Linked DNA regions of Homo sapiens: regions 2, 3, 4, 5 and 6 are each linked to region 1. The links are chromatin loops, found by intact Hi-C in ENCODE. Cell type or tissue: PC-3. All regions are shown on one strand. Region 1 holds the start of PRO1804 (a long non-coding RNA gene). Region 2 overlaps ABCA9 (ATP binding cassette subfamily A member 9). Region 3 has its middle 160 kb from the start of ABCA8. Region 4 overlaps ABCA10 (ATP binding cassette subfamily A member 10). Region 5 overlaps ABCA8 (ATP binding cassette subfamily A member 8). Region 6 has its middle 7.5 kb from the start of ABCA9.

The links. A loop is a pair of places that touch in the nucleus more often than their neighbours do. Peaks named below come from ENCODE experiments on the same cell type or tissue, not always from the same donor. Only the 100,000 strongest peaks of a DNase experiment are listed, where the experiment ranks them.
Region 2: it touches region 1 in a loop (7-fold over the local background); 36 of 110 quality-filtered maps call a loop at or near these places.
Region 3: it touches region 1 in a loop (7-fold over the local background); 9 of 110 quality-filtered maps call a loop at or near these places.
Region 4: a loop joins it to region 1, with 4 times the contacts of the local background. A loop is called at or near these places in 3 of 110 quality-filtered maps.
Region 5: it touches region 1 in a loop (6-fold over the local background); 12 of 110 quality-filtered maps call a loop at or near these places.
Region 6: a loop joins it to region 1, with 8 times the contacts of the local background. A loop is called at or near these places in 14 of 110 quality-filtered maps.

The regions. Positions count from the first base shown.
Region 1 is chr17:69,233,367-69,238,366 of GRCh38, forward strand. PRO1804 (a long non-coding RNA gene) reads right to left here and starts at 1,646. Exons shown (of 1, transcript NR_130736.1): 1 at 1-1,646. It also overlaps a transcript of ABCA10 not described here. In PC-3, a CTCF peak has its summit at 2,304 (motif pointing left); a DNase peak (open chromatin) is centred at 2,265.
Region 2 is chr17:68,969,758-68,974,757 of GRCh38, forward strand. ABCA9 (ATP binding cassette subfamily A member 9) reads right to left here. Exons shown (of 39, transcript NM_080283.4): 39 at 4,731-5,000. Among named protein-coding and RNA genes, the nearest start is that of ABCA8, 17 kb to the left of the region's middle. In PC-3, a CTCF peak has its summit at 2,554 (motif pointing left); no DNase peak of the experiment used is centred here.
Region 3 is chr17:68,792,037-68,797,036 of GRCh38, forward strand. No RefSeq gene overlaps it. Among named protein-coding and RNA genes, the nearest start is that of ABCA8, 160 kb to the right of the region's middle. In PC-3, CTCF peaks have their summits at 2,687 (motif pointing right) and 2,887; a DNase peak (open chromatin) is centred at 2,075; H3K27ac peaks cover 371 bases.
Region 4 is chr17:69,172,802-69,177,801 of GRCh38, forward strand. It overlaps ABCA10 (ATP binding cassette subfamily A member 10), which reads right to left. Exons shown (of 39, transcript NM_001377321.1): 23 at 2,605-2,712; 24 at 1,806-1,976; 25 at 1,480-1,593. Among named protein-coding and RNA genes, the nearest start is that of ABCA6, 33 kb to the left of the region's middle. In PC-3, no CTCF peak of the experiment used is centred here; a DNase peak (open chromatin) is centred at 3,100; H3K4me3 peaks cover 956 bases; H3K27ac peaks cover 1,867 bases.
Region 5 is chr17:68,904,649-68,909,648 of GRCh38, forward strand. It overlaps ABCA8 (ATP binding cassette subfamily A member 8), which reads right to left. Exons shown (of 40, transcript NM_001288985.2): 18 at 3,092-3,231; 19 at 1,396-1,515. Among named protein-coding and RNA genes, the nearest start is that of ABCA8, 48 kb to the right of the region's middle. In PC-3, a CTCF peak has its summit at 2,207; DNase peaks (open chromatin) are centred at 2,203 and 4,533; H3K4me3 peaks cover 231 bases; H3K27ac peaks cover 789 bases.
Region 6 is chr17:69,065,964-69,070,963 of GRCh38, forward strand. It overlaps a transcript of ABCA9 not described here. Among named protein-coding and RNA genes, the nearest start is that of ABCA9, 7.5 kb to the left of the region's middle. In PC-3, a CTCF peak has its summit at 1,924; no DNase peak of the experiment used is centred here.

The DNA of each region.
Region 1 (5,000 bases):
ATTATGCTCCCTGTATTTTTCAACTCCGGCATGTTTGTGGTTTTTTTAATTATTATTTCAATCTTCATTAAATTATCTGATAAATTTCTGAATTGTTTTTCTGTATATTCTTGAAGTTCATTGATCTTCCTTAAAACAGCTATTTTACATTTTTTGTCTGAAAGATCACAATCCCCATCACTTTAGGGCCAGTCCCTGGTGCCTCATTTTGTCCAGTTGGTAAGGTCATATTTTCCTAAATGTTCTTGATGCTTGTGGATGTGTGACAATGTCTGCACATTGACGGATTAGGCATTTATTCTAGTTTCCCCAATCTGGCTTTGTTTATATCCATTCTTCTTCAGGAGATCTTCCACAGACTCTAAGGAGACTGACTGTTGTCTTCCCTGAGCCCAAGACCAGTACAGCTGTCTCAGCATTAGAGCATTAAAGGGCATGCTAAGCCCAGGTTTGCTATGAGTCTTGGGAGAGCTCTGAGATTTATGCAGCTTTCTAGCCCAGATAGACCTGGGGAAGACCAAAGAAGGGTACCCAGGTTGTATGAAAAATCTGGCCAGAAACCTAAACCCAGAAGACTGTTCTGGTAGCTAAGATGGATGTCCATCTCCTACAGTCCCTGGACAGGTGAGGTAGTTCATTGATTGTAGCAGGTGAGGCCAGGGCTGAGACTGGGGACCCTTGGATCTCCTGCAGAAGGCAGCTGGCAAGCCTATCTTATTGGCTCAGATGAGTGTGCATCTCCCAGCAAGTCTCTGCACAGATGGGCTAGTTCCCTGACTGCAGAGGGGTCAGAACTGAGGCTGGCTTCCCTCAGGATCTATTATGGGACAGAGGCTGGAGAGCACAACATGGAAGTTCAGACTCCCAGGATGCAAGACATGGGCGAGTCTCACTCTAGGTCCTTGTGTGAGCAGTTCTGAGCTGGGACTTTAGCAGAGAAGGGCTGAAGTCAAGTCACAGGGCAACTTTCAGATTCATTGTCAGCAGTCAGAGGAGGCTCTCTGTTGAGGCACTAGTGTACATGATTCTTTCTGGACTCCTTGGCAGATGGTTTTGGTTGTAGGCTCAAGACCAAATGAGTTTTTAGCCAAGCTCCTTGGGGAATGGAACCATTTCCAGGCTTGAACCCAGAAGCAAAATCAGCAGATCAGCCACTAGGGTGCTAGTCTGCACTCTCAAAACAACCTCTAGGTCTTGGGATCCACTGGGGTTTCACAATCTTATACCTGAATCCTGAGGCTCCTGCACAGAGACTTTGGTCTGTGGTGGTGCAGAATTATTGTTGTTATGGGGGGTGGCGGGTAATGAGTGGGTTACCTTCTATTATGTCATCTTGCTGGCATCACTCTCCCCAGTTAATTTTGATGCTGCTGGTCAATGAATTTTTTGCTCTACAAAATTTGCATAGAGCAATGAAACAATGGCGTTCACAGAGTAAACCTTCAATTAATCTTAATTACCATTTTTAATGCTTAGTTCTTATACGTCAAGTCTCTTCTAACAATTGGAATTGTTTTACTTCTTAAATATTCCAAATAAAATGCCACTTGTTTTTTGCTCATCTTGATGCTTTCTCCCAGTGGGAATTATCAATTAAATTCTTAAGTAATGATTTGTTTAAGGAAAAAAATTAACTAATTTTTCTGAAGGATGTGACTATCACTGGTTTTCCCTTTTGAAGCAAAAGAAATGAGAAGTAAAAAATTAGATTTGAGACTATGGTTACATCTTTATTTAAAAAGACGATAAACAACACCATTTCTGGAGGTTTCCTTTAACCATCTCTGCCCATCTCCCTCCAAGTTATCCCAGTTATCAATAAAATTTACTTTCAATATTAGAGATAACTAGATTCTGTGCCATTTGGAGAGTGCCTGAAACGTTTCCTATTTTGTGGCTCCTCAAAGAGACCAAAGGAGGGATTTATAACCGGTGATTACAATCTAACTTCAGGTTCTTGTCCTGTCCTATCTAAGAACCATTCCTGTCCTTTTCAACCTCTAGCTGTTCTGCCTTCTTTAAGTTTGTTGAATGGCTAGGAGTATCCTCTGGCTCACCCCTCTTACTTTGTTCTAACCTCTTGAACTCTATTACTGCCTCACCATTTCTCAAATGAACTAGCACTTGGGTGACTCTGGCTCAGAAGAGTTCTGCTCTGGCTTCTTAGTTCATTCAGTTCTGGCTTCTTAGACTGCCTTGCTGTCACTGCCACTACTCAAGCGGCCTTACCCCACCCCTTTCTGGGACCAGAAAGGTATCCCTTTGGCACAAGCCTCTGCTGCCATCTGGTGGTCAGAGTTTCACTCTTTTTCTGTCCCATTTCTACTAGGCACCCACCCACACCTTGCATTGTGCTGCTTCCACCTGGCAGGATTAGAAACTGTATCTCTCATGGTTACTGAGATTTAAAAAAAAGAAAACAAAAAAAACAAAAACAAAACCTTAATTTTAAAGTTAGAGATGCAATACTTTTAAATAATCTTGACACTGTCACATTTCAGTGTAAAATTCATTGTCCCCCAGCACAGTTACAACTCTGAATTTAAATTGTACATTGTAAATTCTTTTGAGCTTTAACTAGGCAAAAGAAAACTTCCAGTGGCTTTCTATACAATTCAGTTCTCAACTTTTGTCTCAGTTGTCTGCTGTATAGGTTTTGTATCCTCAGCTGCATGGGAATAACCATGAGGACAAAGATAAGATCCTGGGTTTGCATCTTACAATACCTATATATATATGGCCAAGTCAAATAGTAGTAGGATTTTTTGAAAAGATTCTTTCTTTGAACTTCAAAATGTAAGCAAAGCTATTCAAACTTGTGGATCGGCCACACTGTCTTTATAAACAGTTTATTTTTATCCAGGGCACCTACTTCTAATATTTATAATGCAGGCTTGTAAATCCCCCCTGCCCAAAGTGAGTAGTCCCAAATTGGGAACCCCATTGAGAAATGACTTAAGAATAGCAAATAAGTAACTTCACATGTAAGAAGATAGTTCACATAATATTCAAAGACAACCTAAGATTAACTGAAAACAGCACTGAAAGAAGACATGCATTCAAATATGCACAAAGACCTTGAGAATAAGTCTGCAGACAGAGTCTATGAAACTGATAGAATGTATTTATTACAAGATTAGAATCGAAATTTTCTCCCTACTACCTCAATCTGAGTGAACCAGAATCAAGAATCTACCTCCTTTCAGCACTGAGTATGAAACATTACTTGTGTATGGAAAAACTACAGAAAATAATTAAAACAAACTTTTCCACTGACGCCTTTGGATAAATGAATCAATTTTCAACCCAAATCAATGCATTAAATCAGTATTTTCAAATGGGAGTAATTTTGTCTTCCTCCCCCTACCCCCACCCCAACCCTCCCTCAGGAAATATTTGGCAAAGTGTGGAGACATTTTTGGTCTTGGGAGAGTGTGCTACTGGCATCTGGTGGGAAGAGGCTAAGAATGTTACAAATACCCTGTAACACACAGGACAGTCTCTCACAACGAAAAATTATCCAGCCCAAAATGTCAATAGTACCAAGGTTAAGATACCCTGTATTAAACAATAGCAAATCACTTCAGTGCAAAATAAGTTTCCTAAGGAGAAATCCAGTATATTTTGGATAGTGAAGAGGAAATGGCAAAAGTTATTATTTTCTGGTCAAATATTAATGGCATGGGATTTTGATATACTCCTTCTGTAGCACAATGTCTAACCAAGGCTTCCAATATACTAGCCACTTCTTACTCATTTAATTCATGATGTCATCAATGGAGTCGACAAGTCTTACGTTCTATGAAATGACCAGCTGATCCAGGTCTCTTTTGGAATTTATTGGCAGAGAGAAAGAAAACCCTAAACGTAGCCTTAGGGCAGAGCAAAATGTATACTTTTGTACATTCCAGATCAATGCAAAATGTTTCTGATTGGAATGGAAAATGGGCCATTTGCCAAATCAGTGGCTGTATACCACATGACAGAAGCTCTTCTTAATCAGCTCTGGCAAAGATAGCACATCTGGTTAATCTACTCAACTGAAGCCAACAGTTGGCTGAATTTGCTCTAGACTAATATCCTCCTCTAGAACTGGATTTTTGCAGGACCAAGATTAGTATATTTAACACGGAAATATTATAAAGACCATCCCCCTCCCACTTGCATCTTTAGGTCTTTAAGGGTGGCACTAACTTCTTCCATTCCTTTCCCATTCCCTCTCCCAAAATGAAATGTTTTTATTTCCTATCTTGACTGCGGCTAGTACAGTTTTCTCACTGTAATTTCCCCAAAATTCATGTCCTTCCTAAAAGCCTCAGTAGGTGACTGTATTTAGAAAAAAGATCTTTGCAGATGTAAAAAGACAAGGTAATATTGGAGTAGGGTGGGCCCTAAATTCAAAATGACTGGCAACCTTTGAAGAAGACACAAGACATTCACAGGGAAGACAGCTATGTGACAAGATTGGAGATAAGCATCTGCAAGCTAAGGAACATGAAGAATTTCCAGCAACTGGCCGGGCACAGTGGCTCACACCTGTAATCCTAGCACTTTGGGAGGCCAAGGTGGGTGGATTATGAGGTCAGGAGTTTGAGACCAGCCTGGCCAATATGGTGAAACTCTGTCTCTACTAAAAAATACAAAAATTAGATGGGCATGGTGGCAGGCACCTGTAATCCCAGCTACTCGGGAGGCTGAGGCAAGAGAATCGCTTGAACCCGGGAGGCAGAGGTTGCAGTGAGCTGAGATCACGCCATTGCACTCCAGCTTGGGCAACAGAGTGAGACTCTGTCAAAAAAAAAAAAAAAAATTTCCAGCAACTACCAGAAGCTAGAAAAGAGGCATGGAACTGATTCTCCCTCTGAGTATCCAAAAATGAACCAACCCTGCTGACATCTTGATTTTAGACTTTTGGCCTCTAGAACTGTAAGAGAATAAGCTTCTGTTTTTTTAAGCCACTCAATTTGTGGTACTATGTTACAGCAGCCCTAGAAAACTAG
Region 2 (5,000 bases), 260 kb before region 1:
GAGACAGGGTTTCACCGTGTTAGCCAGGATGGTTTCCATCTCCCGACCTCGTGATCCACCCGCCTCGTCCTCCCAAAGTGCTGGGATTACAGTTGTGAGACACTGCACCTGGCCTGCTTGCTTTTTTAGTGGGAGGTGCATAATCAATTCCAATTACTGTCTTTGAGAAGATTGTTCCTTAGTTTGTGGTAGTGGAGTGGGAGCAGGAGGGAATAGCTGGTTTGGCCTGCAGCACATGAAACTCCAGGTATCTGCCTAGAATCCTGCTGTGGTCTAGACTTTCTTTGGAAACATATTTTAAAGTCATAGTTCCTTTATTTTATTACTTAGTGTTCATAAACCTAACACATGTTCAGCTGAGCTTTAAGAATATCAGTCTTCTGATTAGCAACGTAGAATACCTACTCTCTAGGGTGTTGAGAAAGATTTTCAATTTGAATAATAGGAGTAAAATTTAATCAGAATCCTAGTTGAGAAAAATGTAACATGGGACATTTTTTAAGAATGTAGAGTTTATTTTTTCTAAGCCAAAACAACATTACCTATACAATTTTCATGTGTCTTGAATCCCCAAGGACATTAATCCTGTAGTATATTGACAGATGCAAATTAAATACATATACACACTGTTCTATCTATTGCATTCGGCAAGCATGATAAATGATTTTCTCCAGCAATGCTCAGCTCCGACTGGAAAAGTGGAAAACTGCAAGACTTGAGTTTGGGAGTTTAGGATGGGTTTGGGGGAAGGCAAAATGTGACCTTGAAAATATAGTTTAAGTGACAAAGAAAGGAGATGAAGTTAGTTAGGGTTGGAAGGCAGGTCAAAGTATGGATGGGCCTTGAAACTGTAAGTTCTCTTTTGATTATCTAAAATGAATGACATAATTAACAAGACAGAGTTTCAAAATAGTGAGATAATAACCAAATATTTAGCAAATGGAGCTACTCAAAGTGTTAGAATAACACATGAGTTTAGCAGAAGATAAATAATAAAAAGGACAATATGAAATCCACATTATCTGATAGAAACATTTTTGCTTAAATTTTCCATCCTTTTTTTTTTTAATAGGACAGTCTTTTCCACCATTTTCAGCTCATTGCTTCCTGAACTCAACCATGTCAGTCAATGGGCTCCACCTTAAAATTTGTTCAGCATTAAGGATCCTAAATGAAGGACTGGGCAGTGTGGTTCTAGGAAAGCATGAACCTATACAGGGAAGGGTAAAAATTCAAACTAAGCCAATCATAAAAGAGACTCTTCTCCTGGTCAAACTCATTATGATTTACTATGCATCTATTAGTGAGGGAAGAACTGTAAGCCATTATCCAGCCTCTAGTTACAATCTTATATTTTATTATATGTAAAGAGATATTAAAACTGAGTTTATATTCTATAGTGCATTTCCCAAAAATAAGTCTGCAAAAGTTTACTGTGACCTGAGATAAACGTCTCTCTATTCTCTAAGAGCAAGTAATGAAATTTGTCAGGTTCTACATTTGTAAAACAAGCAAATCACAGTAGGATCGCTGAGGTCCTTTATTTTTATTTTTTAAAAGACAGAGTCTCACCTATTGCCCAGGCTGGAGTGCAGTGGTGCAATTATAGCTTCCTGCAGCCTCAAACTCCTGAACTCAAGCCACCCTCCCACCTCAGCCTCTCGAGTAGCTGGAACTACATGTTCATGCCACTGTGCTCAGCTAATTAAAAAGGTGTTTGTGTGTGAGTGTGTGTGTGTGTGTGTGTGTGTGTGTGTGTGTGTGTGTGTGTTGGTAGAGATGGGATCTTGCTATATTGTCCAGGCTAGTCTCAAGTTCCTGGCCTTAAGCAATTCTCCCACCTCAGCCTCTCAAAGTGCTGGGATTACAGGTGTGTGTCCGGCCTTCGAGGTCCTTTTCCACCAAGAATTCTAAGATTATTGTGTAGCGCTGGTTTAAATGCACTCCCAGGGTTCATGTGAGGAGTCGGTGCTGAGTCAAGGTCTTTTTTTCCCAGTAAGCTAACACATCCACTTCAGCATTAACCTTTCCTGTCAAGACAACCCAAGGAATGGCTTTTTACGGTGCCACCCCAGAAAGAGAGACTTCATTTTATTTTCAACAGTCTTTGCCACACTTGCTTTGTCAGAAGTTTTGCTGATTCAGTATATACTACAGTTTGTTGAGGTCTTTATTTTCCCTCACAGAAATAATCTACAGATTATTATGTGACATCACTGAGGCCCGTGCCGTCTTGAAAATATTCAAAGGGACGTGAACGTCAAACAAAATGTATTCCAATGTCTATAGATATTTCTATTAATTACTGAACATTTGTATTGCTAATTTACTAGATTTGTTCTCAAAGGACAATTTTTGCAGGTTGGCCGAATGTGCTAAGCACAGAACCCAAAATTTCTAAATAAAGGAGATCAACTGTTCTGAATTCCTCATTTTTTTACTAAAGATAAAATTATCGAGCAGTTGGTTTAAATAACATATAAATCTAGAGGATTAGGGGAGATTTTGGAAATTTCTGGAAATATTTTGGGTTGTCACACTTGGGGAGTGGTACTGCCATCTGGTGGATAAGAGAGCAGAGATGCTGCAAAATATTTTACAATTCACAGGACAGCCTCCCCCACCACCACTCCAACAAAGAAGTTTCCAATACAAAATGTCAATCGTGCCACTGTTGAGAAACTCACATCTCATATAAGAATAAACTAAGTATCATTAAAATTATTTCTTTATAATCCTTGTAATATTTTCATTTATTGAGGCTTCAAAATAAGTTATTCTTACCTTCTATTTCAAATACTCCAAACATTCATGCAATATAACTTTTAATCTAAGTGGAGATATTCCTTCCTAGTTTTTTTATATTAAGTTAAAGGATAAACTCATCCAAAGGCATTGTGTCTTGGGTTGGATTGTGTCCGAAGAGGGGTTTGGAGGAGACATTAAAATATTTCCACCAACTTATGATAAGAGTTTCATTTCAAGACAGTGACTTTTTTTTTCTTTTTGATGGAGTCTCACTCTGTCGCCAGGCTGGAGTGCAGTGGTGGGATCTCAGCTCACTGCAACCTCCGCCTCCTGGGTTCAAGCGATTCTCCTGCCTCAGTCTCCCAAGTAGCTGGGACTACAGGTGCGCGCCACCACACCCAGCTAATTTTTGTATTTTTAGTGGAGACAGGGTGGTCTCGATCTCTTGACCTCGTGATCCGCCCGCCTCAGCCTCCCAAAGTGCTGGGATTACAGGTGTGAGCCACTGCACCCGGTCAAGACAGTGATTTTAGCACAAGATTTCCACTCTTTTGCTTTGCAATTTCCATGAATATAACTCAGTAAATCAAAACAAGAAGATAATTTATTTTAGCACTAGTAATAGGCAAGTTACTATTGCTTGGCTAGACACTTTCAGGTTGGTGCAATGTGAATACACTGAGAATGAAGGAAGTATCCACTAGCCAGAGAGTCAACACAGATAAACACGTGGGAAGACAGTAGGAAGGATCACTCTTGCAGAGTTCTGCACCAGGTAAGGAATGGCAATAGGAAGCATGGAACAGTTCAATTGCAATTGCATCAGTGCCCTGCATGCTTGAGAGATTCTTACCCTAGGTTTTTGCTTTCATTGTTTTCTTGGCATGAACTACTGTACTAGTCGATGTAATGCTGACTATCTGTTGTAACCAACCCCTAAATCTCAACAATCTCTATATCTTAATACCTCACAGTGGTCTGTGGCAGTTCAGGGTTTTCTTTTTCTTTTGTTTGTTTTCTTTAAGTTACCACAGTAGAGGACACCCACCTTCCTTCCCCATGACCCTCCCATCTTCAAAAACAGACACAGAGCAACAAGTCTTCATGTTTCAAATCTCTATGACTTCCCCTTCTGCCACTATTCTAAGAAAGCTCTCTACGTTTAAGGCATCAGATGATTAGATCAGGCCCACACAGATAATCTTTCTTTTCCTAATGTCAAAGGTGTCATGAAATATAACAGAGACAATGAAGCAATATTGTGTCATATTCTTAGGGTCCAGAGATTAGGGAGGCAGATCTCTACTGGGCCATTTTGGAAATTCTGCCTCTCACAGTGCCAAATATAAATAAGAATATTTGTTGGTAATGTTATTATGAAGATTGCATAAAATAATCAATATATGTACAGAACCTAGTTATAATGTGTATTCTTAGTCTAATAAATAATGATAATATTGCCATGATCATATTATGCTTCCAAGTTTACTATTTCACTTTCTTTTATAGAACTGTTGGATATAAATCCTTTGCTTAACACACTTTCACTGAGATTATTATTGGCATTTTTTTTTAGCTTTGGGAACATACTCTTAGAATACTGAAATGATGTGTTTCTTCATCAGCTCCCAACATATAGCACATTGACACTTTCTTGTTGAAAACTGCTTCACTGAAGTCCTGAGTCTGAGTGTGTCATTAGTGCGGATGAACCCAGTCTTATAAAATCAAGTCTTATTTAAGGCATAGGCCTTATATACAATGATAATGGCACAGTCTTTGGAAATTTGGCTCACTGCAAGAAACACTTACTCTATTACTGATGTACGTAAAGTGAACTATAGTTTTCAATGGGTTGACTTGTATCAACTCATTTGTGACTTATAAAAGTCAAGTGACTCAGTAGGATCAGTATTAATGTCTCTTTTTTAAAAAAAATAAGAAGTCTGGGGCCCTTGGCCCAAGGTCTCAGACGAATATTCTTACGGGTTGATGGAAGTGTTTTATTTTCAAAAACTAGAAGAATATAAGAACTAAAATCAAAGCCAAGGTCTTTCACACAACTTCCTTCAAGTATTCAATTAGATAGCAATAATAATAGTATTAACAAGAAAAACTCACCTAAATAAGAGTATACAAGTTTATTTTAAGGTGTTCATAGGGTTACCAGTTGGATAGGTCATAATAATATATAGAGATATGGGAAATTAAGACCTATGAAGTTTTAATTATTTGCATAAGAGTATGCCCTT
Region 3 (5,000 bases), 440 kb before region 1:
GGCAGTTTCTTGAGCTAGTCCTCACATTCTGAGTAAGGCATCTCATTTGTTACCCTTGATTAATATTTTTGAGAATCAAATGAGGCATTGAACAACACTAAATGCTCTACAAGGCATTAAGAAAGCCAAAAGCCCTTGACATTTTTTTTCTATTCTTTCTCCCTCATTTCAAAACAAGACGTTAATATCACTCCAAGTTTATTGCGTAACGTAAGGGAGTGGGGGAAAACATAATGATTTCAGGAAAAGAAAGGATCTGCAATTGTTATACAATGAGGGGCAAAAGAAGCAAGAGAACAAATGATGAAATCTAATTATGCAGGGTGTTTCATCATTTTCAAAAATTGTTTTATATTTCACACAGAACTACAAGGAGAAAGGGTAAAAAAAAAAAAGTACTGGGTAAGGAAAAAGGAAAAGAGAGAAAGAGACTCCATAAGACCTCTAGTGCCTCATCTATCTGGAATTTGAATATATGGCAGTTGGGATTATCAGTATAAACAGGAATAAGAATCAAGCCAAAATTATTTTGCCATATTCCATGTGGTTATAAATAACAGTAAGTGGCTAATTTTGTATGGTTATTTCTGTAAGCCCTGTAAAGAGAAGGCTTTCATTTGTAAATGGAAGGTTTTGAGGATTGAGTTTCCCTGTTGTTTTGTGGTTTACAAACTCCTAGACACATTTATCTACATGGCAAACCTTGAAAGAAGACCAAAATTTTAGCTATACTCTTTACCATCATTTTCTTCTCATAAACTGGAGCTGACAAAAAGAAATTGACACTATACACGTTGCTATTTTTTCTGCATACTGATTCTCAGGCTTGGAGTTAATTTTTGCAGGGTAACCTTGGACTGTTTGTTTTATTTCATCTTTCTACTTCTCTCAGCTTTTACTAACTCCGGTCACACCAAAAACAAACAAACAAACAAAAAAACACACACACACAAAACTATGACATCAGACCAAAGTTACAAAGTTACCACAGGTCTAATCCTATTGCTAGGTAGTCATGCTTGCTGGTAAAACTGTTTTTGGCATCTTTATCACTATTCACCAAAACCGTAATTATCAGGTGACATCTCCAGGTCCCCAGGGGTGGGACCTTGTTGCATGGCCTCTGCTGCAGGTCATCTCAGACACACTGAGGTTTCCTACAACTTCCTCTGAGCCTTCCTTTGTTCTTTATTGCAGTAACTGGCTAATGCTAGATTCCAAGGTGGCATTCAAAGTCAATCTTCAAATTCCATGCCAAGTGGAGAAACATTTAATTCTGGGGTTGTTTCTAGAAGTAAAGTTTCATTTTAGCAATCTTGGCTTCTCTCAGGGTTTCTGACCTGTGACAACTGGGGTGTAAAGGACAACAAAATAATATTACATTTAAGAACAAGTGATGGGATTAAATGTTTATTTTTCATCTAAAACTTTAAAAAAGGAAGCAAATGAGTAATTCCGTGCTGCCTTTTCACAATGTCATGTAAAATATTGAGTGTTTTTTTAAATAAAACATTTTTTCCCATTGAGTATAAAATATACACACATGAATTACTGATTTATTTTTTTACAAGACAACGTATATTCATGCCCCAGAGCTTCTTTCTCCTTTCAGATAGAAATCCCTTCTGGGTGATTCCTGAGTATTATGTGGATCACTGTGGATTTTGGCTGCAAAAGAGAACAGAGCATCCCTTTTGTAAAAGAAGTATCAACCAATGTAACAGTTTCTGCTTTTTTGCTTCCAAGTTGCTGAGATTGACCAGAAGGCTGGAGCCTAGGCCACCACTGATAGGTTATCTCATTCACAGATTATATCCTAATGTTGGAAGTTTGCAGTGCCTTGCCCCCAGATGAAGACCCCTCCCCCGCCCAGTGATGTGTTTGGAAAAGTCTTGGAAGTAATTGCTCCTTGATTTTTTTTTTTTAGTTTCAAGTGAATAATGCAACAAAAAGCAGAAATGTGAATAATCCCATTGTAAGTCACTCGCCTTCTGGTGGATTTCGGTCAGGGTCAAAGAGCAAACGGGCAGGAACTGGGCTGTTTGAATGAGCTTTGTAAACAAGGTCGTCATCAAGCCATGACTCAATACACAGTGAATTATCTGAAGCCTTTTAGAATTAGCAACTAACCTCCAGGAAACTGGTGCATGTTGCAATGAAGTAGCTGACCATCCAAATAGCACAGGCCACAGCACCATGGGACATTGCATTTATTAATCATTAATTAATTTATTTATTTTTGAGACAGAGTCTCACTCTGTCACCCAGGCTGCATGGCAGTGGCATGATCTTGGCTCACTGCAACCTTTGCCTCCTGGGTTCAAGCAATTCTCCTGCCTTAACCTCTCCAGTAGCTAGGATTACAGGTGTGCGCCACCACGCCGGGCTAATTTTTGTATTTTTAGTAGAGAGGGGGTTTTGTCATGTTGGCCAGGCTGGTCTTGAACTCCTGACCTCATGTGATCTGCCCACCTCAGCCTCTCAAAGTGCTGGGATTGCAAGCGTGAGCCACCACCCCCGGCAGGGACATTGCATTTAATACAGAGGGATCACTCCTCGTGTAGTGTCCCTGAATTCTTCCATTGCTTACAACATTCAAGTTTCCATGAGTGAAGAACTTTATTCTGCTTCATTATTTTTATTTATCCACTTTTTTCTTTGATATGCAGAGTGGCCCAAGAGAGCACAAATTCTAAAGGTTGACAGAAGAGGGAGCACTTGTAACTTTGAAATAACAACAAAAAAGATATGTTTTTCCCTTTATATAATAGGGCTTTGTCTGTTTTTAAAAACTAGATCTTTTCCCAGCTGCGTGTCGCACCAGATGTTCTCTTTGTGAGGCTTGGGCATAGAAAGTCCTCCAAGGCCCCAGGCTCTCATTGCTTCCAGAACACAGCCCTACTTTCTCCCATTCTGAATTTTTTTTAACACAGAACAATCCATTATTCTTACCACCATGTAGTCTGAAAGTCTGTATAATCCCCTAAGGGTAGGAAAAAACAAACACAAACAAGCTAGAAAGAAGATGATTGAAATAAAGTAAAGAGCTGGTAAATACGAAGGCAGGAAAAGAGGTAACCAGGGAAGAAGCTAGAGAACAAGGAAGAGGAAGTGAAGATAATGGGCTGAAAAGTCACAAAACAAAACAGCAAAACAATCTTCCCCTCCCCCCAAACTCTTTTCATATATTTTGTTTTCCATTATGCAAAACATTAGGTTTGATGGGCTTTATTTTCCCGTCAAAAAAACTTACAGATGCAAACAGAAAGGGAAAGTAAGACAAGGAGTGATCCAGGTCTCGGCTCACATGCCTTTGCTGGCAGGTTGAGCCACACAAAATTTCCAAAAATTAACCCTTGACCTACAGAAATAGCAATTTTATATAGTTTGATTCAATATAATTGCCAGTGAGATGACTGTCACATGCGTCCATGTGAAGAGACCACCAAACAGGCTTTGTGTGAGCAATAAAGCTTTTTAATCACCTGGGTGCAGGCAGGTGGAGTCCAAAAAGAGAGTCAGCAAAGGGTGGTGGGATTATCATTAGTTCTTATAGGTTTGAGATAGGCGGTGGAGTTAGGAGCAATTTTTTGCGGGCAAGGGGTGGTTCTTACAAAGTACATTCTCAAGGGTGGGGGGAATATTACAAAGTACCTTCTTAAGGGCAGGGGAGAATATTACAAAGTACCTTCTTAAGGGCAGTGGGTGGGGGGAGGATATTACAAAGTACCTTCTCAAGGGTGGGGAGGGTGTATTGTCACAAAGTTAATTGATCAGTTAGGGTGGGGCAGGAACAAATCACAATGGTGGAATGTCATCAGTTAAGTCAGGAACTGGCTATTTTCACTTCTTTTGTGGATCTTCAGTTGCTTCAGGCCATCTGGATGTATATGTGCAGGTCACAGGGGATATGATGGCTTAGCTTGGGCTCAGAGGCCTGACATTCCTGTTTTCTTATATTAATAAGAAAAATAAAACAAAATAGTGGTGAAGTGTTGGGGCGGTGAAAATTTTTGGGGGTGGTATGGAGGGATAATGGGCGATGTTTCTCAGGGCTGCTTCGAGTAGGATTGGGGCGGCATGGGAACCTACAGTGGGAGAGATTAAACTGAAGAAAGATTTTGGGGTAAGGTATGATATTGTGGGGTTGTTAGAAGGAGCTTTTGTGGTATAGAATGATTGGTGATGGCCTGGATGCAGTTTTGCATGAATTGAGGAACTAAACGGAAGATACAAGGTCCAAATAAAAGAAGGAGAAAAACAGGTATTAAAGGACTAAGAATTGGGAGGACCCAGGATATCCAATTAAAGAGTGTCCAAGGGGGTTCAGCATAATTCTTTGCTTGTTTGGTGAGCTCTTGGGCTCTATCCTTGAGTTTTTTTTTTTTATGTTGTCATATACCAGGCCAGATTGATTTAGGTAAAAACAACACTGTTCATTTAAAAATTAACCTTGACTATGCCTTTAGCTCCAGCCACCTCTTTAAGAGGAAATTGTTGGGCAGATGGGGGAGGGCTAGTCGTGGAACAAAACTGTAAGCCAGACCTGGTATGAGGAGGGGAGGTGATAGAAGGATTATAGGGTGGGGGAGTGGAGGCTGAGGAAGAATTGGGACCTGGCTCGGCCTGGTGAGGAGGAGCCTGGGGAGGAGGGGAGAGGTCAAATGAGTCCATAGAAAAGGAGGATTCAGAGGACTCAGAGCTTGGGGTGGAGACTAAAGGAACAGACAGGAGAGAAAGAAGAAAGATTTGGGATGAGTTGCATTGGGAGCAGAGACTAAGGAGGGACTGATGTGTAAATGAATGCCTGGACATCAGGCACCTCAGACCATTTGCCCATTTTTCGACTAAAATTATGTAGGTCTTGTAGGATGGAGAAATCGAGAGTGCCATTTTCTGGCCATTTAGAGCCATTATCAAGTTTGTATTGGGGCCAAGCAGTGCTGCAGAAGAAAATAAGACCCTTAGGGTTTAGGTCAGGCAAGAATTGAAGAGGTTTT
Region 4 (5,000 bases), 61 kb before region 1:
GGTTAAGTCTGAATTAAAAAACAAATAAAATCCAACTATATTTCTTTTACAAGAGACAGGCATTAAAGCATAAGAACAATAAAAGTTAAAAGTAAACACAAGTGGCAAAAAAGATTTATCAAGCAAATACTGAACAAAAGAAATCTGGTGTACCTATATTAATATGAGACACATTTGACTTTATGGCCAAAAACCATAAGAATAAATAGGGCTGGTGTATAATCATTCCAGACTTCAATGCACCAAACAAAATAGTTTCAAACTATACAAAGCAAAATTGGATTAAATTAAAAAGTGAAACTGACAAGCCTACCTTTACAATGGAATTAGAAGAGAAAAAAATAAAGATCAATGACTAATGCCGATGGTTAAGAAGACATTACCCTTGGTTATGATATTTGACCATTGTAGTACAACCATTGATAAAACTGGCCCAAGGAATTATGTGATTAGCTGTCACAGGGATGCGATTTGGAAGCTTAGAAGCAATTTAGTAGCCTTTAGGATTTCTGCTGACATACTGAATTCTCCAACTGGTTGTGTTTGTGATATTCCTGCTTATACTAAATCCAACTTTTAAATACTACTCACAAAGGCCAACCAATGTAACTGTAACAGCTCCAGTGAAGTAAAACTTTGGTCCTTTTACCCTAATCCCTTCACCCTGTCCACAGAAAGAGAAAGGAAAATCCAGAAGAAGAAGAAGAAAAAAAGAGAGAGTCAAAGTGTAGACCTTGCTCTCTTTCTCACCGCTGATCCCCAAACTAAGGGCGTGCCTAAGATGAGCCTGGGGAGAGAGTTTTACATTGCTTAAGAAAGTTATGATTTGGACTTGACCAACCTTTTAGATTTTTTTTAGTTCTTTAAGTGAATCTTACTTAACAAAATTGGACTGTTTTAATGTTTGAAATGGTCAGAAAGCTATAGTAACTGCTTAAGATATCAGCTAGTGATAGGGAAGGAGATGCAGTAGCATATGCCTGAAGTAATAAGTAAATTATTTATTAAGAAAACAGTTTCTTATTTATTTTATTCATCTATATAGCCCCCTATCATGCTTGTTGTTTGTTTGTTTTTTAAGGAAGGAGAATTATTTAAGAGAAAAACATCACTGAGTTGAGAGGCCTGCGTTTAAGTCTGATTCTTTTCAGTTTTTCCCACTCTGTAAAATGAAGAAATGTCCTGAATGATCTAGTCTTTCAGCTGTTACATGCCATGGTTCCTACATATATTTTACTTCTTTCCAAAGAAACAGAGTTCTAAAAAAGAAACCTCAAAGAACAAATGGGAAATAAAGGAAATAAAATGAACAAAACATTCTGAACCCATAAACATGGTACAACAATAATGAAAGTACAAAAGAAAAACAAACAAAAAACCCTCCATTCTCTTCTAAGCAAAGTATTTATACTTAAATTTGCATTTAAAAAAACTTCAAGGAAATTTAATATAAATGTGCACGCATGTATATATACTTACAATAAAAAAGCCAAAAGACCAAAAGCCATTATTTTTTCTCCACTTGCGAAAGATGAATGAAAGCACATATGTGAGGAATATAAGAGAAACTGCACAACCAATTATGCATACCACCTGCAAATAATGAGGATCAATGGCAAGATTAGAAATGGCAGGTCATAGAGGGAAAGAGGAGGGGAGATAATCAGGTCATAAAGCTGCCTAAGGCAATTTTCTTATTTTCTTGCATATTACATGCCTTTTGCTAATGACAAAACATTCATGAAAATGAATTTTCATTTTGATTCTACTATTATAATTGGCTTGTGGAAAAAATGATCACTTACCAAAACAAACATGAGTTCCCATGAAAGCTGGAATCCCAGAAATATGAAGTAGTAAATTAAATGTATTGAAAAGAGAATCAAGAAGTATAATGGAATGTCCACCAGAGCCTGTCCACACCAGTATGCTGAAGGCCAGAGGCCTGAAATCCATAACTGGGATTGAACATTTTTCTGACAAAGAATAGAAGGGATAGAGGAAGGGATCTTAGTTTGAAAAGATTTTGTGGTTATGTAAAAAAAATTGTTTAATAAATTTTAGAAATAGTATGTTATAGTGTCTGTGTGACAAAAAGCATCCTCCTAAAAATCTAGCATCTCCAATGGAAATGTGTAGTTATTGGTTCAACAGAAAAGTCTCAGCTATTTTTAAAGTTAATTTACCCATTGATACAGATTAATGAAGATGACTACACTATATATTTTTAAAGCCCAGTTTATTAAAGCGTAGTTAAATAATTGGAAACACTGTATGTCTGACATTTCATGCTATAGTTAAAAATCTAAATTCCCTTTGGAACTGTGAAATAACTGCATGGATCAAACAGTACCACATCTTCATCCCTGAAGTTTATTTAGCATGATTTCCCTTACAGCTGTGGCAATTTTATTGTGCTAAATGGTAAACTTTCTGACCTCTTTGAAATCATGTGTTTACTATAATCTATACTGATATTAGATTGTAATGTATGTGTAAAAACATTAACCAAAGTACAACTGTGTGTGTATAAAACAATAAAATTGCAATTACTACAGTCAAATAAAATCAATCTCAATCTAATTTCCTCTCTCTCCCTCTTACTTTATAATCGCTGATGCTGCTCATGCCGATAAAAGGAGAAACGCAGTTTGTGATCAACAACAAAAATATGGACCCATCTATAAAACCAAGATCCAGCACTATGTCATCCTGAAAGATGAAAACACATCAGTAAGCTGTTGCAATTGTTACAAATTATACAAACATTATAAGATACGTTTCCAGGAAATAAAGAAAAACTCTAGAAGCATTCACCTGATTTAAGAAGCAAAGAGACAAGCAAACATGTTTTGTTAACCTTAGTGGCAGGTTCCATTCCCAGGAACAGCATGATATAAAAGAAATTCAAAATCTCAATTTTATATGTATATACGGTAGTCTCCCGTTTCCACAGGGGATATATTCCAAGACTCCAAGTGGATGCCTGAAACCTGGATAGTACCAAACCCTATACATAATATGTTTTTTTAATCTGATAACTGAAATGGCTACTAAGTGACTAATGGGTAACATATACAGTGTGGACACACCAAACAAAGGGATGATTCACTTCCTGGGTGGGAAGCAGGACAGGGCAAGATTTCATCATGCTACTCAGAACAGCATGCAATTTAAAACATATGAATTATTTATTTCTGGAATTTTCCGTTTAATATTTTAGAACTACAGTTGACCAAAGGTAACTGAAACATCAGAAAGCAAAATCACTGTGAAGGGGGACTATTGTACTTAGAGGGCATGAGCAGTTTCTCTTTTACATTTACATCTGATATTTTAGGGAGCTACAGTTATCATATCTGAAGCACTGAGTTAAGTTGTCATTTGTTCCAGTTCCCTATTTCCAAGTTGGCCTCTAATAGTGATTGTTGTGAAGCTGGACTTATGCTTAGGCATTATGCCTAACTACGTGCAAGATACAATTAGAAGAGAGCAAATCTTCCCTGCCTACATAATTTGACTTCTAAAATTGTTTAAATTAAACAATTGTCAAGGCATTGAGGGGTCTTTAAGTTTTTTTCAAGACACTGTAATTTATTATTATTATGACAAAAAAAATCTAAAGAAAAGGAGTGCAGAAAAGGTAAGTTTTTGTCATAAATGCAGGTGCAGGTGGAAGGGCAAAAAAGAAGCAATGAAAAGGTTGTTCTAAGAGTATTAGTAAAGATGTGGGAAGAACCAGATTACCAGGGGCTAAATAAATGCACAATCATCAGTGTAAGGGAAGGGTAACACTTATGACTCCATATCCCTGCTTCCCAGTATCACCCCTGGGAAAGGATATTACCCATGTTGTTGATCCTGTTGCTTAATATTAAATGGGCCAATGTCATTGGTTGATGCACATATCTGTTTTCCTCTCTAAGAATCGGACAAGACTTCATCATGCTACTCAGAACAGTGTGCAATTTAAAACTGATAAATTATTTCTAGAATTTTCTATTTAATATTTTTCAACCATGGTTGACCAAGGGTAACTGAAACCGCAGAAAGCAAAATCATAGATAAAGGGGGACTACTGTACTTAGAGTGTACAAGCAGTTTGGGTCCAACTAAAGAGATACCTTTTTTCTCCTTTATATCCTGCACTCTCTACTTGGGTGTACTGCTTAATTTTGCTACCCTAAATCTCTGCTTTTCTTTGCTCCCCCATCTCTCTTCTGCATATCCTCAACTTCATCCTAATGATTCCCAAAGTATGCATTATCTCCATCTACTTCTCTGGGTTCCTTGCTTTTAAAATATTCTACAGAAAGTATCTACTTGGGTATACTCTGCTTTATCTAATATACTAAGTCAAAAACTAATACTAGCATCTCCTCCAAATAAACTTTCCTTTTCAACTTCCCCATTTCTATCAGTAGTTTTGTGACTGTTTCAATTTCCTAAGCTACAAAATTGTCTTCTTACATGCATACCTCTTTTTTATACTTCTTTCAATCTGCCATTTAATGCTACTATTCTATGAAATTCACATGAGTTTTTCTTTTGTCACTTATTCCTCTTCCTGTATGCTGGTCCAGACACTTTTGTTAGCTTCTGTTGGTCCTTGACTGGCATTTGAATATTAATATATGGTAGGAGGATCAGGGGGTCCAGATACACAGAAGGTCAGAGCTAACCAGTGAAAGTCATTATTAGGCAGAGTTCTAATATAGGCATTTGAATCCTTCACCATTGGGATTCCAATGCCATATTAGAACTTGACTTGTGAATGTCCAATTACGTTCCTTAGTATATTTCTATTTATAACTTAAGTATATCAACTTCAGAGGCATTAGTGAGAACTAAATTAAATAATGTATAGTGAGGCCAGATGTGGTGGCTCACACCTGTAATCCCAGCACTTTGAGAGGCTGAGGCGGGTGGATCACCTGAGGTCAGGAGTTTGAGACCAGCCTGGCCAACGTGGTGAAACCCCATCTCTACTAAAAATACAA
Region 5 (5,000 bases), 330 kb before region 1:
CCTAAGTCACAAAACGAGTTTACAGCATCTACGAACTTTTTTTCGTGGAGCCTTTCCTAAGTGCATAGGAACAGTACAGCAGTAGCTGGGGGCAGATACTCAGAAAAACGGAGAGAGAAACACAAGAAGCTGCATAGTGTCTTGAGCAAGACATCATCAGGGTTCATGGGTCTTTCCTTTTGTGTAATACATGAGTCCACTAGGGTCCAGTCACTGAATGAGGAGTGGAGAGATGTATACTAACAAATAAATAAACAAAAAGTGATGACAGGCTGAAAATCAGTGAGATTAATCATTATTGAGATATTTGATAGCAGGGCTATAGAGAAATATATAGAATTTTTCCAGTGCTATAATTCAAAGTCACGTCTAAGGGAAAGACCTGATTCTACCTTTAAAACATTCGAAGCTGGGAGTGGACTGAATCTAATAAAACCTGTGCAAAAGCCCAGGCACTTGCCAAATACAAATTAGATCAGTTCTGCCATCCACATCAGTAGTCTGACAGAGGAAGAGTCATGCCATTTTCTGGCCATTGTTTACCTCAGTGTTCCTGTTTTGTTAAAGTAACATCCATGATAAAATACAAATTTCAAGACATATGAAGAAGCGGGGAAATATAACCCATAGGGAAGAGGAAAAAAAATCAGAGTCAGTTACTGATAACGGTCATCAGTCACACGGTCCACATGTTAGAATTAAAATACACAAGTTTAAAAATAACTATGATAAATATGTTACAAGATCTACTGGAAAATATGGACAATATTGAGAGCAGATGAGAAATAGTAAAGAACTGAAACTCTAAAAAAGAACAAATGAAAATGTTAGAATGAAAAAGTGCAGTATCAGAAATAGAGAGTTTATTATGTTCGGCTTCAAAACAGTCTGAACACAAGAGAATAAGTTATTTGTGACCTTGAAAATAGGTGGATAGATAGTGTCCAATTTCTAACATAAAGAAAAAAAAAAGAAAAACCTGACACCAGAGAATCTGATATCTGTGGAACAGTACAATATGTCTAATTAAGACTCTCTTCTTTATTGCTGGCCTACAGGAATTTAATAGTTTCATTTTAAAGTATTGTTTGGGGTTCTTAAGTGTTTTAGATCTGTGGGTTCATGTTTTATATTAATTTATGATTTAGAATAAATGTTTTATCTGAAATTGCCCTTAGAAGCCTAGAGCTAATATGAGTGCAGTGAGCCTTGGATGTAGAAAAATGGATTATTTTTAACTACAAAGCAATGTTGACAGGGATGCGTTTCATTTTTACACAAGCTTGTCTAAGAAGAGCCTTAATCATGAACCCCACATTTTGTAATCACATCTTTGGAACAGTGTGTTCTTGAAATATGTGCTTTTACATAATAATTTTCATGCATTTTATTTACCCGATTCATTAATTGTAGATTTTCCTTCTAGCTTCAGGAATACTTCATTCAAAGTTGTCATGGAAACACCATAATTCTCAATTCCTAGGTCAGGATAGCTATCAAGATCCTTGTAAAGTTCTAAAGAATACATATACAGCAGTGAATTAAAACAAGAATCACAAGTGAACTGAAGACAATTTTTCAAACTAATAAGCACAAATCTATGAAACTATACTTGTGATATGTCAAAAACATTTGAAAATTAACATTTCATAATAGATCATCTTATTCTGCAAATTCTATATATTATTTTCTATTTTACATCATGTGTTACAACCCAAATATTACTTTGTCAAACATTAATTTATATTCATTTGCATTTCTATTAAAGTTTAATCTTAGTTTTTTCTGACTTCCTTTTAAAATTTAATTAATTGTGAGACTCTGGGTTTTTCAACTCTAAGCCTAATTAATTGAAAAGTCTTTTCTAGAGAACAGATATAAATGGGAGCCATTTATGTTCTAACTGACAAAAGGAAAGGAATTAATTTTTTGAGAATTAATTGGATGGTGTAGAATCTTCTGTAGTTTAGAAAATATTTGTTAAAGAGAAGACATAGAATATAAACCATTAAAAAATTTTCTGTTTCTAACAATGGAAGAAAAAATTCACAAGACCTAACAGGCAGAGAATGTGGAACTGAATCAGGGAATTTTCCTGGAATTGTGACAGTGATTATTCGCTCTAGCAATTTTATATCTATTCATTCTTTAGTTCGTTCACCAAAATATACTTACGCATCTGTCATTGTTCATGAAGCAGTGAACAGTGCCCCTGCCTGCATGGATTTGAATTACAGTGGTTAAATCAAGCTTAAATAAAAACCTAATTCTAATACTAGGGTGATTACAGAAGTCCTGAGGCTTCCATCTGGAGCTCCTGCTTGGGCAAAAGGATAGGTTAAAAGCTTTTTGTCTTGACTAGAATACCTCATACAGAAAGGTAGAAAAGAAGTAAGATTTAAGCTAATAATGAGTATTATGCATCATTCTTCATTCCACCTAAAACGTCTACAAATTTTCTTTAAATTATAATTACTGTTAAAAAGTACTAATCAGAATTTGCGTAACACTTTCCTGATGATTCTAAGGAATGCTTGTGTTGTCACCATAAAATGTGTATTTGAATGAATGTATATGTCTTTGTTAACCACATATACAGCAAGGTTAATTGTTTCAACCACTAATGTGGGCCCTTATAGTGCCCCATTGTTAAGGAACAAGTTCCCTGAACAACAAACATAGTTAGTAAACTTTTATGCGTTAGCCTGAAAAACCCAAAGTTATTGCAAAAGTCTCACCGAGACAGATAGCCACATCACAGGGCTGTTTAATGTAGTGCATAAGCCAGAGGTTTTCAACCATTTGGGTTTGTGTACATTTATGAATACTAGAATATTATGTTACACACTACTAGGGAAGAAGGACTAAAAGAAGCCCTCTAAAATGCCCAGGCATTACAATACAACTATTAGAATGTAATTCTATTTCCCACTATACAGAAAATAATTCAGTTATTGTACTATTCTTTTGATTATGTTTCAGTACCTGAGCATACTGTAAGACATTGATAAATGTTAGTTGTAATGATAATAATTATGATGATGATGACTATTATTCACATATTTTATTTCACAGTGTTCATGCACATTACCTGGAAATTTATTTGTTCTTTCTAAGGGTAATGTATAAATAAGTTTTCCTTCGCTTTTGGCTGATAATTTGGCATCAGGGATGTGCTGTTTAACAAGTGATGTTATGTTTTCCTCAACACATATTTCATTTAACTGCAAGCTGGCATTCAGAAAAAAAAAAAAAGACATATGTTACTCGACATAGTCTCCAATAGCAAGAAAATAATTAACTAGTCTCTATAGGACAAAGAAAATCAATTAAAATCTAATGCCAGAAATAGGTCAGACAAACACAAAATAAGAGGACAAAAACCCAAGAAATAAGAGGACAAAAACCCAGCCAAATCATATAAATGTGATGGACAAAAGAAAAGAATGAGCTAATGAGAGTTACTGGTGAGGTTACTCAGGAGTAGTGCCCAGAGAAGTTTCATATTGATTGAAGCTCCTGAAGAGAGGGTGGTCACAGAGTGGAAAATACCAGGGTTGCAGTACAGCAAAGGTCAGGACTATGCAAAATGGATAACGTTGCAGTTGAAGGTTCAGTTTTAAGCTGACTAAATAGAATTGTTGTATCGCTTCAAAGGAACAAGAGACTTGTGAGAAGTATAGATGCCAAACAGTTTCAGTTACTCAATGTAGTCATCCAATGCAAATTTACTAAGTTCTTAGTATGTGACAAACATCATACTTAGTGTTGAGGATACAATGGTGACTAAAGCAGCATTATTCTGCTCTTATGGAGTTCATTGTCTAGTGCGGGCGTCAGGAAGAAAACATGTAGACAACCAGATGAGTAAAATAATTATCAATAGTAGTAAGTGCTATGAAGGAAACTGGATTATAGATAGAAACTAATAATGGATGAATGTGGTTTGCTTTTCTTGTAATGCTAAGCCCAGAACTTTGAATAAGAACAAAGTATCATTGAGAAAATCAGTCTATCCATTGAAAAATACCACAGCTATTTCTCCATTATAGAGAAACAGACAAACACAATATTCTATTAATTGAGGTTATAAATTATACAGTGGGCAAAATATCAGTAGTGACTTGGCTTTGAAATATTGTTTTAGCATCTGGAACGTGTTATTTAACTTATCTAAACAGTTACTTTATTAGAAAACTGGAATAATGATTCCCAGCCTCTAGGGTTATTCGAACAATGGAATAATAGTGAAGTTTGCACTTGACAAGCCCTTAAAAATGGTAGCAATTTTATTTGACCAAATGCATAAGTCAAAAATTATTCCACTGACACATAAGTCATGTATGAACTTAAAAGAATATATGCTATTTTTTTAGAAGTAGTGAAATCCACTGGAAGAGTGAAGCAAAAAATGTCGTAGCTGTTTTCCATGATGCTGACTCCTGAAATGAAAACAATTTAAGAATTATTCCTTGGCCACTTGTAGGAACTTGTGCTGAGTGCTGGGGCGGAATGAATGAGTCATGCAGAAAGTCATTCCTTGAGGAACTTGAAGCTTGAAAGGGGAGGTTGTAAAACTTTTTCTGTAAAATGTGTACTAGATAGTAAATTTTCTAGGCTTTGTAGGCTGTTAGAACTCTGTTGAAACTCTTCCACTCTGCTGTTGTAACATGGAGACAGCCAGAGCAGTGTGTAAAAGAAAGGGCATGACTGGGCTCCAACCAAACTGTATTTACAGAAAGAGGAAGTAGGCTGGATGTGGCTCATGAGCTATAATTTGTTGGCCCTTAGATTAGAAGAAAATAAGGCAATTGCACAAATAGGAGTCCATGAATGGACTCGCAAATTGGGCAGGGATCCTGACTAGCACTTTTTATTTTGAAAACATGTTATGTTTCCATGCAGTGTGCCAGGCAGTCTCTTATTTATTTTTCTATAACCTTTACTTGTAAGTAGGAATTGCTACTCTCACTTTGTAGGTGGAAACACTGACTTTCAGA
Region 6 (5,000 bases), 170 kb before region 1:
ATGTTTGCCTCCCCTTCTGCCATGAATGTAAGTTTCCTGAGGCCTCCCCAGCCACCATGAACTGTGAATCAATTAAACCTCTTTTCCTTATAAATTACCCAGTCTCAAATATGTCTTTACTAGCAACGTGAGAACGAACTGATACCCTTGCCCTCATTGCATATGGGTTCCATGCCCCTTCCAGGTGCCCCCACAGCACGCTGTGGTTACTGCTATTGTAGTATGTACCTCACTGTCTTTTAGGCTAAATATACTCATTTCTCCCACACCATAGATTGTAAACAACTGAAGGGTACAAAATCATCACCGCTGTGTACCTCACAGAGCCTGGAACATGAAGGTTGCTCAATACATATGTTTTAAGTTTTAAATGTATAATATTGAATGTGAGGTAGGAAAACAAAAGAAAAAAAGTATCTTTTTTTTTTCAAGAAGCTTAGTTATAAAAGAAAGGTTGTAGGTTGGGTGGTAGTTTAAGTGAGTTGTTTTTGTCAAGAAAAGGTTGTTATTTTGTTTTTTAAAGACAACATTTAAAAAGGGAAAGTGAGGAGGAGAACGCTGAACACGCAGGAGAAACGCAGTAACAGGTGGAGTGCTGCTTTTTTGGAGGGGCTGCGTAAGACGGTATTGGATCAGATGGGACAGGTTTTTTTTTTTCTCTGTCACAAGAAAAAAAGGAAGTGCCAGTGAAAGCTGAGAGGATTAAAAAATGTGACAACACGAAGTAAAGATTTCCGTCCTCAGGGTTAAGATTTTTCTGTGAAGTAGGAAGCAAATTCTAAGAACAAACCAACAGATGTGCTGGGCACTTGAGGATACTGTGAGGAGTCTTCAAATAGGTATCAAGGAGAGTGGAAGATTGCCTTAGACATGTCAGGAACTCATAAGTCCTGCTGCCTTAAGAAATGCTCCTTGAAACTAAAGGAAAATTTGTAAGGTTTATCTCTGAACTGATGGCTCAAAACAACATATTTTTAGAAGTTATTTATCATTAATTAAAATCATTGATGGATCAGGAAAGGCATCGATAGCTATTGAAACTGATAAATAGTGAGTGACTTAAAGACTTGACAGAAAAATGCTTTAAATGTACAAGAGAAAAGCCGTACTTATGGAATAAACTGAGTTACTCATACCTAAGACACTAGCACCAATACAAAAATAGCAATAAAAAAAGAATTGACATATTTAATGCTAAATTTTGTAATATTTTTGCTATTTTTGTATGAATGGAAATTTTCTTAATATATAATTAAATATGATTTAATATTTTTTAAATTTATATTCTTCAACTTTGAATTTATAAAAGAAAGTCATTGTGCCCTGTAATCCCAGTACTTTGCGAGGCCAAGGTGGGAGGATCTCTCGAGTCCAGAAGTTCAGACCAGCCTGGGCAACATGGTGAAACCCTGTCTCTACAAAAAATACCAAAAAATCAGCCAGGTGTGGTAGTACATGCCTGCAGTTCCAGCTACTCTGGAGGCTGAGGTGGGAACATCACTTGAGCCCTTGAGCCTGGGAGGTGGACGTTGCAGTGAGCTGAGATGGCGCCACAGCCTTCCAGCCTGGGCAACAGAGTAAGCAGAGTGAGACCTTGGAAAAAAAAAAAAAAGAAAGAGAGAGAGACAGAGAAAGAAAAAAGAAAGAAAGAAAGAAAGAAGAAAGAAAGAAACAAAGAGAAAGAAAAGAAAGAGAAAGAAAGAAGGAAAGAAGGAAAGAAATTGGGTTATACAGGTTTCTTTTTTATTCTTACCCTATATAAGACTAACTAGTAAGCCTGGGCTCCTCAAACATCACCAACAATTACAATTACATTACAAGTTATAGTCAGAGTTCAGAAGCCTCACAGAGCTCACTGGGTTTGAAAGAACTAAACATTGCTGCCATTGCATTTCTTGTCAGCTTCTGTTGGGGGCAGTACATAAAAACAAAGAGTTTATTTTGTTATAGTAGATGCTCATCTCTGTGCAGGAAACCTAAACAGAAACACTGGGAAATCTTGGCTCCTTATCTTATAGGCCAGGAAATCTAGGCCCCACTCCACAATATCTGGGGGGCACTAATTCTTTCTGTATTTGTTTTAAGATGTTTGATTAAATTAATATATGTTAGATTTTGCCTAGGTCTTTTTTCTCCAGAGAAATTATTTACTGTTACATAGGAATCTCAGGTGTTCAGCCTTTTTATAAACATTCAACGGAAACTTCAAACAAAAATGTATTTGGTCATCTAAAATTATTGTTTCCAATATACAATCATTATTCCTCTGAGCCCATCCTGGGAGTATTTTATGCAAGTTTTCTAGTGTATTTAGCATACAACTTAAAAAACCTTAAGAAGATATCAAGCCAGTTACTTTTCAATTTATTTGTACCAAAATACCACACAGTGGGATTTTGTAAGATAATAGCAAAATCTTTATTGCTATTTCTATTTCTATTGTTGAACTATGCTAATGTGAATGCTCCTTCAACAAGGAAATAAATAAAATGGTTAAATAAGAAGTAACAAAAACAGAGATCACATTTAAAGAAAAATAAATACCCAGATGCCAGAAATGAAACAGGAAAACAAAGCTAAAAGGAGATTGCTATTTTAAGCCAGTAAGTTTTAAGGTGGTTTGGCAAAGGCTGATTGACAAACCAGCTAAAATATAATTCATGTGTAAGCATAAAATAGATATATCTTTACCCCAAAAAACTGAGATTTCTATTTTATGGACATCTCTGAAAGAACTACTAATAAATATCCTCCAAGAAGAAGAAAAAACTGAATCCAGAAAGAAGTAGGTGAATGCTAGCAACTAATAAATATATTAGTGAACTAAATAAATATTGATTGTGCAAACTAATGATGATAATGACTAATGTGTGCAGGGGGCAGTGTTAAACACAATGGACAACTCAAGTATCAAACAGCAGTTATATGGGAGGAGAGAGCCATGATCAGAGCTAAGTTCCCTAAAAATCTTATAGTTTAGGAAGAGGACAAAGATATGATTAACTTTAAAACTGCATTCTTCAGTAAGGTAGCCACTAGCCCCATGTGAGTATTTAAATGTAAATTTTAATTAATTAAAAATCAATAAAATTTAAAATTCAATTTCTTCACCTCCAACATGTAAAGAGCGTGGAAGTCATTATTCGCTTTCTTGCAGTAAGAAAAAACCTAAGCAAACTGAAAATCAGTGATATTTCTTGGACCCATCAGAGATTGAGGTTTCAGGGCAAACTACAACCCTAAAATCCAGAGAAACAAGTGAATACAGAGAATCACAGCCAAGATCAGCTTACCTGGAGCAGAAATCACTAGAGCCAGAAATTGGTAGGACGGAATGCATAAATGGTAATTTTGATGAATTGCTGGAGGTTGAGTGTGGCCTGCAGCCGGGGGAGACATTCCTGGGGTCAGTCCCCTTAAGGGGAAGAAACAGGTGAGTGTAACTGGAGGAGGGCAAAGCCTGTGGGCCTCAAGGATCCATTCACCACTAGATCTGGTACCAAAGCAGGGGAGGAGGGTCTGACCTCCCTTTCCTTCTATCCTCAATCTGTTGCTGCTACTTCCTGTTGGATTAATCAAACCCAGCTGGAATCCAGGCATCAAAGAAGAGAATTGGTGATGCAGTACACAGTGGTCAGCTTCTTTTACAAGGGGTGTGTTAGGGAAATAGAGAGTAAAGCCTGCACTAGATCTCTCTACGACAGCGTTGAAATAGTTTAGTTCTTTTTCCATTTTTCTCTTGATCCCTTCTTTTGTTTTATTCTGATCTTCCGTTTTCAGAATCATTAATCTGCTCCTAAATATAATCTTAATAAAAACCCATTAATAGCTTGAAAAACAACCATATTATGATATTTTTAGCAAACTATGTCCATTTTAAAACTTTTAAAACCTTTATACTATATCTGATGTTGGTTATTCGGTATCTTGTAAACATTTCCATAACACTTAAGAAAACTTATAGTTTATCAAAAACACAAGCAAAGATTTCATTATATTGTTATTGAAAGTGGTTATATATATTGTCATGTTATTCATTTGAGCAAGACAGGAGAATTTATTGCTTGGGTTTTAGAAATAATTTAAATAAATTCAACTATCATTGTAAAACAAATTTACATTTATAAAGCACTAATGGTTCCAGAATGAACAAATTATAGGTTATTTATCACAGGTTTGGAAATGTAACTCTTCAGATACAATTATATCTGTAAAATATACAGATAAAATATTTAATTACATAAAATGCTTATATAATAGATAAGAAAAAGATTAAAGCATAAATATAAATGATCAAAAAAATACAAAAATTAAAAAAATAAAATGCAGCTCCCGGGCAAGATGGCCAAAAGAGAACAGCCCTGGTCTGCAGCTCCTAGCGAGATCAACGCAGAAGACGGGTGATTTCTGCATTTCCAACTGAGGTACCCAGTTCATCTCACTGGGACTGGTTAGACAGTGGGTGCAGCCCATTGAGGGGGAGCAGAAGCAGGGTGGGCCGTTGCCTCACCCGGGAAGAACAAGGGGTCAAGGAACTCCCTCCCCTAGCCAAGGGAAGCGTGAGGGACTGTGCCTTGAGGGATGGTGCACTCCGGCCCAGATACTATGCATTTCCCATGGTCTTCACAACCCACAGACCAGGAGATTCCCTTGGGTGCCTACACCACCAGGGCCCTGAGTTTCAAGCACAAAGCTGGATGGCCATTTGGGCAGACACCGAGCTAGCTGCAGGAATGTTTTTTGTACCCCAGTGGCACCTGGAACGCCAGTGAGACAGAACCGTTCACTCCCTGGAAAGGGGGCTGAAGCCAGGAAGCCAAGTGGTCTAGCTCAGCAGATCACACCTTCACAGAGCCCAGCAATGTCAGATCCACTAGACTGAAATTCTCACTGCCAGCACAGCAGTCTGAAGTCGACCTGGGGTGCTCGAGCTTGGTGACGGGAGGGGTGTCTGCCATTACTGAGGCTTGAATAGGTGGTTTTCCTCTCACAGTGTAAAC